Regions from separate parts of the Homo sapiens genome. Here region 1 is linked to region 2. A link is a loop called in an ENCODE intact Hi-C map of the cell type or tissue named here. Cell type or tissue: Caco-2. All regions are shown on one strand.

Evidence for each region. Peaks named below come from ENCODE experiments on the same cell type or tissue, not always from the same donor. Only the 100,000 strongest peaks of a DNase experiment are listed, where the experiment ranks them.
Region 1: it touches region 2 in a loop (12-fold over the local background); 1 of 110 quality-filtered maps calls a loop at or near these places.

Annotation. Positions count from the first base shown.
Region 1 is chr2:205,356,625-205,361,624 of GRCh38, reverse strand. The region is part of intron 18 of PARD3B (par-3 family cell polarity regulator beta); the gene reads right to left. Among named protein-coding and RNA genes, the nearest start is that of NRP2, 320 kb to the left of the region's middle. In Caco-2, no CTCF peak of the experiment used is centred here; no DNase peak of the experiment used is centred here.
Region 2 is chr2:205,475,495-205,480,494 of GRCh38, reverse strand. The region is part of intron 20 of PARD3B (par-3 family cell polarity regulator beta); the gene reads right to left. Among named protein-coding and RNA genes, the nearest start is that of NRP2, 200 kb to the left of the region's middle. In Caco-2, no CTCF peak of the experiment used is centred here; a DNase peak (open chromatin) is centred at 3,017.

The DNA of each region.
Region 1 (5,000 bases), 120 kb after region 2:
CTTAAGGGGCAGGATAAAACCCTGGGTCTAGAAATTGAATCAAGGTGTGGCTAGAATGTAGGAAGATGGTTTAGGCTTAGGCAATGGTGTTGACAAATCTGAATAGAGAATGTGTTAGAAATGAGGTATTCTGCTCAGAGCTATAAAAGGGTGGGGTTAGAGAGAGGATTAGGCAAGAAGAATTCGTCAGTGTGTACTCAGCACTGTCCAGAAGAGTAGGGAGATCTGGGTGACAGTACAGCTTTTGCCTTGTTTGGAAGGTAAATTTATGTCTACTATGGGGTGATTCCAGAGGTATGGCATAATGACATTAGATTTTCCATCTACCATCTTCTCCGATTCCATGAGCTCCTGACCCTAAAATAAATGGCTTTCCAAATATACTGTCCTGCAGAGATGAATGTGCAGATACAAAAACCAAGTACCTGAGTCTGTTTGGCAGTTATCTGTCTCACTGTAAATTAATAAGTTGCACGCCCATTTGCTTTACGCATTAGTCTCCTCCAAGTTTTTTTTTCTTATCCTTATACCATTCCTCCAAATTACGTTCAACTCAACAAACATGGACAAAGTCAACTTTGTCAATCTGCAAAACGGAGCATGTGATCCTGGGTTGGGGCAGTGAAGAAGGGAGGGAAAGGAATGAGGAAGGCATATTAGACATATTAGAAAGGGAGAACTATCATGGATACTGACACAAGAAAAAAAAATAAAGACACCAATGAGACTGAGTGGAGAAAAGAAGAACTGCAATAGATTCATATATGCAGAAGAACTTGATAAATAACAAAAACAGTGCTTTCCGTGTGTCTGGGACATCTCATTTCCTCCTCCAAACAGCCCACTGAGACTTGGAGCACTGCTAAGCAGTAGTTAGCAGCTGCCACAAAGCTAGTGTGTCACAGACCTGGGATTCAGACCTGGGCAGTTCAGCCCCAGAGCCCATGCACCTGGCCATGACACGGTATGCCCCAACCCCAGGGCACTGCACTCCTCAGGGGAATGAATATGTTTTGTGATTGGTGTTGGAAAAATTTCCTCACTGTATTAAGAAAAAATAAAGCTGGCTTTCTATACCCTTCTATTACACAATAAACCAGAGTGGGATGTGAGTGGATTAAAGACCAAAATGTGAAAGGTAAGTCTATCAGCTCAGTAGAAGGAAATGTAGGAAAGTATTTTTTGTGACATAGAGGCGGAAAAAGATTTCTTAAGATCCTAAAAGCCCAAAGTATAACCACCTCTAATGAAAATAATATGATGTACTTGATTACTATAAAATGAAAGATCTCTGCTTTATGAGGTACACCACTGAAAAATCTGATTAAGACTGCAACTTGATAATGAAAAGGAAAAAAACAAAAGAAAAAACAAGAAATCCAACAAAAATGACAAATGATGTCAATAAAGAATTTACAGAATGAGATGCTATAAGAATTAACAACCATATAAAACGATGTCCAAACTCATTAGCAATGAGAGAAATTCATGTAAAAACACAATGAAATACAACTTGATATGCATTCAAATGACAAAAATCAGAAATGTAGACAATACCAAGTATTGATGGAGACCTTGGGAAATGAGAATGCTTGTGCATTGGTGATAGAAATAGATATCAATACTATGAATTTGAAATGCAAGCGGGAAAGATTAAAGAAAATTTAAAAAATGCATTTATCCTATTTTAGCTATTATTCTTTTCTGGCAGTAGTAAGGACAGAATGCATTTATTCTATGGCTCCCATGATTCCAAGCCAGAGAAATTTCCTCAGTTCCATTACAGGGCACGTATGAGGATGTTTCTTAGTGTCATTGTGCGGTAAAGGGTGCTTAGAAGCTAAGCAGATGTCCATATACATACTATATAATATGATTAAAGGATACAAAATTGTGTGAAAGAGATATTAAAAACAATGCTGAGTGGAAAAAAGAAAACAATGATATTTTGAGCACAATACCATTTCTGTGAATTACATATATCTACACAAAACAACTCTAATTATTTGTGGATATATCCCAAACACTTAAGTCACTACATGCAGAGGGTAAAAGGAGTATAGATTAAGGATTAAAGGGGAAAATCAAACAGGGAAAGAGTTTTGTATAGACAAATGACGATAGAGCCATGAACTGAGGATTACTGTTCACCCAACTCTTTGCACTCAGTCCAAAATAAAAGAGGAAACAAAAAGGAAAGCTTATGGTATGACTCTAATGGAAACAGATTACTGGCAACCTAGCCAGCCAGAGTACATGCATAAGATTTCCCTTATATATTTCATGTTATTATTGTGGAGACAAGATATAGTAGTATCTAGAGAAATTCAAGTGATTTTCCAAAGTTGTACTGTCCTAAAAGCAGAACAGATGAATTATTAACTTGCTGACAATTTAATCTTTCGAAAGTTGAAGAGACTAATGAGAGGAGCTATTACTCTGGACCAATAAAGCAAAGTTAAAGCGATGGAAACCTTGAGAGAATTGCTTGGTGTTTGTAAGAGTCAGGGAATGAAATTGCTGGGCAGCATAATTCCCAAACATTATAGATTTACTAATTATCACATTTTCAAGAGCTACCTTCAAAAATTCTGATTTCACAGGTCTAGGGAGGATCCAGAAATGTTTGCGAATTTAAAGCAAGCTGCGCCACAGACAACACTTCTCAAAAATGGAAGGGCACAAATTTCTACAAGTTCAGAGGAAAGAATGATACGGCCCCATGACCAGGGTCTAAGACAAGAAAGATGTCTTAAGGGGGAAGCAAGGCATTCAACAATAAAATTTTGATAATGATAAATGCTAAAAACTATACAGATGAGTTAAAATGCCACCGAGGTGGTAGGAATGTAAAGAATGGCATGTGGCTGATGAAACAGGAATTATTCAAAAGACGGGGGTGGGAAAGCACACCGTCTAAAACGAATGCAAGAGAGAACTGGGTAAGAATAGTGTCAGGAAGGGTTAAATCTGAGAATAAGCTCAAGCTTGAGAAAAATGCAGAGGACAATAAAAGGAATTGTTAGCGTATGTTTAGAGTGAAGGAAAAGAATGATTCACACGCCCCTTGGGGCAGATATTATAGTATTAGCAGATGACAGTAAGAGAGAACAAAAACTCAAGCATTCTGTTTGCTGCCATCTTCCCTATCAATGAGAATGATCTTCACACTAAGCCACAAAACAACAGATTAAGAAGCAACCGAAGCCTGAGAGAGGTGATAAAACTAAAAGGGAGCATCTAGCCGCTTTATGAGTTTGTGTCTCTAGGCCCAAATGAATCTTATCAGAGTTCACTGAAGGAACTCACAGATGTGACTGCAGAACTTCTGTGGGGATCTTTGAGTAATCCTAGAAGACATAAGAGATGCAGAAGATCCAGGCTAAGGTCTCAATTTTTAAAAGAGTAGCGGTGATTGGACAAGAAAGCACGTATACAGTTCTGAAAACAGCAAAATAGTGAATTTCAAGTTGCTGGATGAATACATAGATAATTTATGGAAACTCAGGAGACAAAAATTAAGAATGGGGTAATTTTAAGGGACCAAAAAGGGCTAAGAACAGCTTATGTGAAATTTACGTCCTTCTCATCTTTGAAAGATTCACCATATGAGGTGAGGAATGTCAGAATCTCTTTCAACAGTTCACCAGGTGATTCTGTGGTTCAGCCAGGCGTGGGGATGTTGACAAATGGTTATGGAGATCCCTCCAAAGCCAAAGATTCAATGACTGTGTGCTTTTTCAATGACATCACTGTATCTATGCCTTCTTATTTTATTGCTGTTTCTTCTGCTTTAATGTTATTGAGTACTTTCTAACATCTTTGGCAAAAGAGAAACATTAAGCCATAGTCTTTCTCTTAATCATTCTTCTAATAACCACTACAGATCTCATACTCTCCCTTCTCTGTTTGACTTCAGAGAAGTCTGCATAATTACAATCTATCACTATCACTTATTTTTTTTCTCATGAAACTCTCAAGTATTCTTCCATTTCCTGAGCTAAAACTTTCGTTCCAAAACTTCAGAATCTTTCATTTTGTGTACTTATTTTACTCTCCATTGGTATTTTTCTTTTTCTCTGGCATCATTGGCCCTGCTCAAATAATCTGGTTTCATTCATCTAAGCAAGTTCACCCACTTAATTACAAACACTTCTGCACCCATGTCGACTGTTTCTCTTCCCTAACGCATAGACTTTGGGTTCTTAATGTTTCTAAGCCAGACAGAAATTATTTTTGTCTTCCAAATATAATTCAACTCAGGAAGTTTCATGGACTTTATTCTGTGTGCAACACCCAATCCGAAGTGTGTAAGACCTAGTCATGTCCTCAAAATGCTTCAGCATCACCAAAGGAGTGTGAACATACACACCCGAAACTCCTAGGGAACTATTTAAGGCTAATTATGATTAAGTAGGAAAAAATGTCCTTCTCTCCTCCCACAACACACTGTGCTTAATATTTATTAATAGCAGGTAGTCAATACTTTGTTTTATTAATGAATGAGTGAACAGATAAACATATGCTGGTCCAAATTCAGTATTATAAGAAGCTAGAACAGAAAACACCACAGTGGAGCAGAGGTGGAAAGCAGTCATACAATTATTATGCAAATGAGAAACAATAGATAATAGTTTGAATCTAGGGGAAGAAAAACTTTTTCCCCAAAAGTTTCCTTGTGTTTGTTGTTACTGGAATGATGTTCTTTTTGTCTTCTATTTTTTTTTTTTTTTTGAGACAGAGTCTTGCTGTGATGCCCAGGCTGGAGTATAATGGCGCAATCTCAGCTCACTGCAACCCCTGCTTCCTGGGTTTAAGCGGTTCTCCTGCCTTAGCCTCCCAAGTAGCTGGGATTACAGGTGCCTGCTACCACACCCGACTAATTTTTGTATTTTTAGTAGAGACGGGGTTTCACCATATTGGCCAGGCTGGTGTTGAACTCCTGGCCTCAAGTAATCTGCCCATCTCGGCCTCCCAAAGTGCTGGGTTTATAGGCGTTA
Region 2 (5,000 bases):
GGTGGTGAGGATGGGGATGAAACAATACACAAACCAATGAAGAGAAATATCAAGCCGTGGTCAGTGCCACCAGTCACTTAAAATACAATATGATGAGAAGACAGTGACTAGGTGGCTACTTTAGATTGAATAGTCAAGAAAGTCCTCTTTCTTTTAATCTAAGGTCTGAATTACAAGTAGGAATCATCCAGAAGAATCTCCATGAAGAGTATTCTGGAGAAAACAGCTAGAGCCAAAGCCCTAATGAGGGAATGAGTGTAATCAATTAATGCAGGAGAAAGAAAGTACACAGCCGGGCACAGTGGCTCATGCCTATAATCCCAGCACTCTGGGAGGCCGAGGCGGGTGGATCATCTGAGGCCAGGAGTTCATGAAAAACCTGGTCAACATGGTGAAACCCCATCTCTACTAAAAAATACAAAAAATTAGCTGGGCATGGTGGAGGGCACCTATAATCCCAGCTACTCAGGAGGCTGAGGCAGGAGAATCGCTTGAACCTGGGAGGCAGAGGTTGCAGTGGGCTGAGATTGCACCAGTGCACTCCAGGCTGGGTGACAGAGCAAGACTCCATCTCAAAAAAAAAAAAAAAAAAAAAAAAATTGCATATGGCTGGAGCTTAATGCTCATGGAACAAAGTGGCAAGTGATGAGGTTGAACAGACAGGCAAAACTGAGATCATATGGGCTTTACAGGACTTGGACAGATCTTTGGATTTGACTCTGAGTAAAATGAGTGGACATTAGGAGATTTTAAGCCAGGAAGTAATATGATCTAACTAAAAGTTTTAGAATACATCTCTGGCTTTTCTGTGGAAGACAGAATAGAGGTTGTTGCAGAAAGGCAGGTGAGGGGTGATGGTAGACTGGCCTAGGTAATGGTCACGAAGCTGGAGAAAAATAGATGAATTCAGGTGCATTTTTTCCTAAGCACAGGCTATTCCATGAACCCTTCCTGGAGGAAAGCAGTCTTTTCTACATTGGAATTCCCTCAGTGCTTTGTACTTACATTATGGCCCTTACCTTCTGCTTTGTGGCATGGTGATCATTCATAGGTTTTATACATTTTGAGTCTTTGTCTAGTCCCCCAATAGTGGCTAAGTGATAGGAGGAATTTAATCATTCTTGTGTCTTCTGTAGACTTTGGCACAGGGCCCTCACCTAGGATGTGTTCAATAAATGAGTTTTTGTGGGAGGTGATAATAAGAAAGTGTGCAATGAAGGAGAAGTGGGAAGGAGAAGGGAGGAAATGATGGTGCCATTTAAGGATAGGGAGGCCATGTGCAAGGGCCAAAACCGCTCAACACCACCTTCATCTACTGCCTGGAGAACTTTCTTTTTCCTATTTTTCTTTCCTAGGGACATAAGCTGAACACCACAAATATATCCTTCATGACTTTGTGAGAGTGACTCTGCCATTTACACATATTCCACAGACAGTTCATTGTTTAAAGAAACGTCTACAAGTTTTTGAAATTCTTTCCATTGTAACATGTTCTTATGGCCTCCTGTTTTCGGCTGGCAATTGCTATAACATCTCAGTGCCATCAGCTCCTATAAGAATTGTCTAGCCAAGCAGTAATGTGCTTGGCTTATTAATGCTCATGGAATATATGTGTGCTGAAATGGTGTTATTAGAAAACTTTTCCATGCTTTTTCATACTAAATATAGCATGCACATTTCTAGATGAAACTGTCCGGAAACTGTGAGAACGTCCAAGCTCACACACTTTAAAAAAGGTAGGCTAGCACCATTTGCTGACCTTTAGCTTTGAATTAAATTTAGCTCCTCATCCTCATTAGAATCTGGCTGCCAAATAGCACTCTACTCTGATTAATAAAGTTTTCTAATAAGCATATCGCTTTCTAGCACTCTGCCGAGGTAGCTGAAATCTTGAGCAGGACTAAAGGGAGAACTGCCAAATGCAAATGTTACATTCCACATACGGTAAAATCGAAAACATCTCCTTATTGTTAAATGAAGCCCGGCTCTGGGTAAAAGCGAATAGACTATGACGTTAGGAATAAGATATGCTTGCTGCCCAGGAAGTCCATCCAGCAGACAATGTAGAAAACCATGAAAACCCACTCAATGTGATGCTCTAGGTTAATTTAAAATTCAACAACCTACATTTTGAAGTGCTCTCATTAATATTTTCAGGAGAAACTGGTTGGGCCTAGTAAAGGAAATTACGGACTAGGGAGGAGAGACACACAGACAGGTTTTCAGGGTAATGGGGGCGCCCCTAGTGACCACCCATTGCCTCCAGGCTGATGCCAGAAATTCAGCCTCAGTTTACTTCAAGGCTTTACTCTTCGCTGAAGTACAGACAGTGCTAGGTAGCCATAGACACCATTCATTGCACGTGAATTAATACTTTGTGGACAAGAGGTAATGCCAGGAGGGAAAGCTACAGATCATGAGGACCTTGATGTCCTGGTAGAAGGTTGGATGAAGTGGAGTGGGGCTTCCCCAATTAAACCTCTCCTTGCTCCGTGTCCTTCTCCAAGGCTAGCCCTGGGTTGGGATGTTGATGGTACTAAAGACCAATCACCCATCACCAAAATAAATTTACTAAGTGCCTACTGCATGTAGAGTGTTGGCCTTTGTGCCAAGGTTAGAGAAGAAAATTCAGAAACTTCACTAAAGAAACCAAAAAGCTTTATCCAAGCACATGATTTCCCTTTCTGTCTATTTCACAAACACTCTCACCTTCTTGCAAATGCTCTCACAGTTGGACAATGGTAATTCAGGGCGATAAGCAAGATATTGTTTCTCATACTGTAGGGCTGACTCTATACTGAAATCTTGGGGACAATAAAAATCAAATTCCTTCCTTTTGACTTTCCTAGACACAAGAGCAACAAAGAGAGGCTAAATCATGTGCTTATTTTTTTTTTTAACAGAGCAATGGTTCAGCAACAAGGACAGACGTCTGTTTACCTCCAGCATGCTTTTCAGCTGTAATCATTTTATTGCTTTTGTTAAAACCAACGCCTCCAATCTCTTCACAGGAGACATTTAGACATATTCCACAACTGCACACTTCAGGGCAACTGAACATCAAAGGAGGATTTGTACAGTTGAGGTATGACTCAAATTTTGTGGGAGACAGCAACTAGAGTGGCAAAGGGAGAGAGTCTATAAAAAATTCAGGAGGAATGCTTCCACACACATCTCCACTCTGCACCAAAGAGAATATTCACAGAGTTGCTGTAAAAATATACAAGCCACATTCAGAGTCCTTGTGCTTATCTGCTCACAACATATTTTAGATAATGAATTACATAATAACCAGAAGAATATTCCATGTTATATAAAGTGGGACTGGAGGTTGAAGTGCAAAAGGAAACGTTTGCAGAGTTCAGGATTAAGTCCTGCATCAGGGCTTCATGTTCAGGGTTGAAACCCCACAGTTTGAAAAACCCAAAGCCAGACATGTAGTTACTGAATTTTGTTTGAAGTGCATCTTCACATAGAATCAATTTGGAATCTACCCACAAATATAAATAGATGTAAAAACATCATTGCCATACACAAGTAACAGATGTTTTCATTACACTACCAGAATACCAAGGTGAGAAGTTAATATTTTTGAATACAAAATGTCAATGCTGTAAATATACACACACGCATACACATACACACATGAAGAAACAAAATCACATGATTAGGGGATAAATTCTTCAGCAGATGAAATTACTGTTAATAAGTGATTAACACTTATAAGTGATAAATGATTGCTGTGTAAAAGAGAAATGGTTCATGTGGGAACCAAAACTTTACTTTCAAAGTATTTTGCACACTGTAACTCATAAGAGGGTAATGCAAAATTCATTCCTGCTAAAACAAACAAACAAACAAACAAAAAAACAAACAAAAAACCCAGAAAACAAAGGGCCACAGGTAAGATCATCTAGCACAGGAATAATCATGCTATGCATATAAAACATGTTCAAACCCAACATAGACCCAGTGGATACAGCACCAGAACTTTCCAATCCACATTCACTGCTACAGTTTAGGGCTTGGAAGAGTAACAGGCTACTCAGAAATTTATGCATTAAGGGTGGTGATTGAAAACAAATGGAGTGAGAAGCCTACTTACTGTGGCTTTTCACCGGTGATTCTTTTAAGAAAAAAATGAAAAAAAGGAAACTTCACCATTCTACCTAATGTATTTCTTAGAAAAAATGTTAAATTAAGTCACTTACAGTCAAAATGAACAAATTGGAGGTCTGCCTAGGTGCACTGGTGGCTCACCCTACATGCATTCCGACAACGTGTAGTCTGGCTAAAGAGATAGCTAATTGACGACTGTTCTTTCCACTGCTTGTCCATTAGGATAAATCCAGCTTGTGGACACTGAACCTTTCAAAGACAAAGAACTGCATTAATTTTGTACTCCTAGAGCATTTAATAAATCTGACACTGTCTGGTGGTTTTCTTCATTTTTGACCACTTGACAGCGACTGTGATCACAAGTTTCAGATAATCTATTTTCCTGTGTAAAATTAACAGCAATAAAACAAGCTAAATGGAATATGACCAAATCACAGAGCTTGTCATATCATGGAGTTTCAAAAGGAATCCTGGAAGCATATTGGAGAGAACTTGTATTATGAGCATAAATTCAAACTGCTGCACCAAATCAGAGGCTTTCACTGACTATCACAACAAATATGATGCCCACTTCATTTGCAGAAGCAAACAGTATGCCTATCACCAAAGAGCAGGCTTCTGGAGTCAACGCTCCTCACACTAAATGTGCAGGACTTTTTCTTTCTTAGGCTGACATTTGTATTGAATCAAGTAAGTTCTTCTTCATAATTTTTCTTTTCTAATGGCTCTCCCCCTGCCACCATATGTATTTGCAGGGAGGAGAAAAGCAAAGGGCAGCAAAACCAGCCTTAAGTGCTTGGCAAATGATCTTCCTGAATCTGGACCACATAAATCCTATAAAATGTGACATTTCAACAATAGGCTAGAAAAGCTTTGCTCTC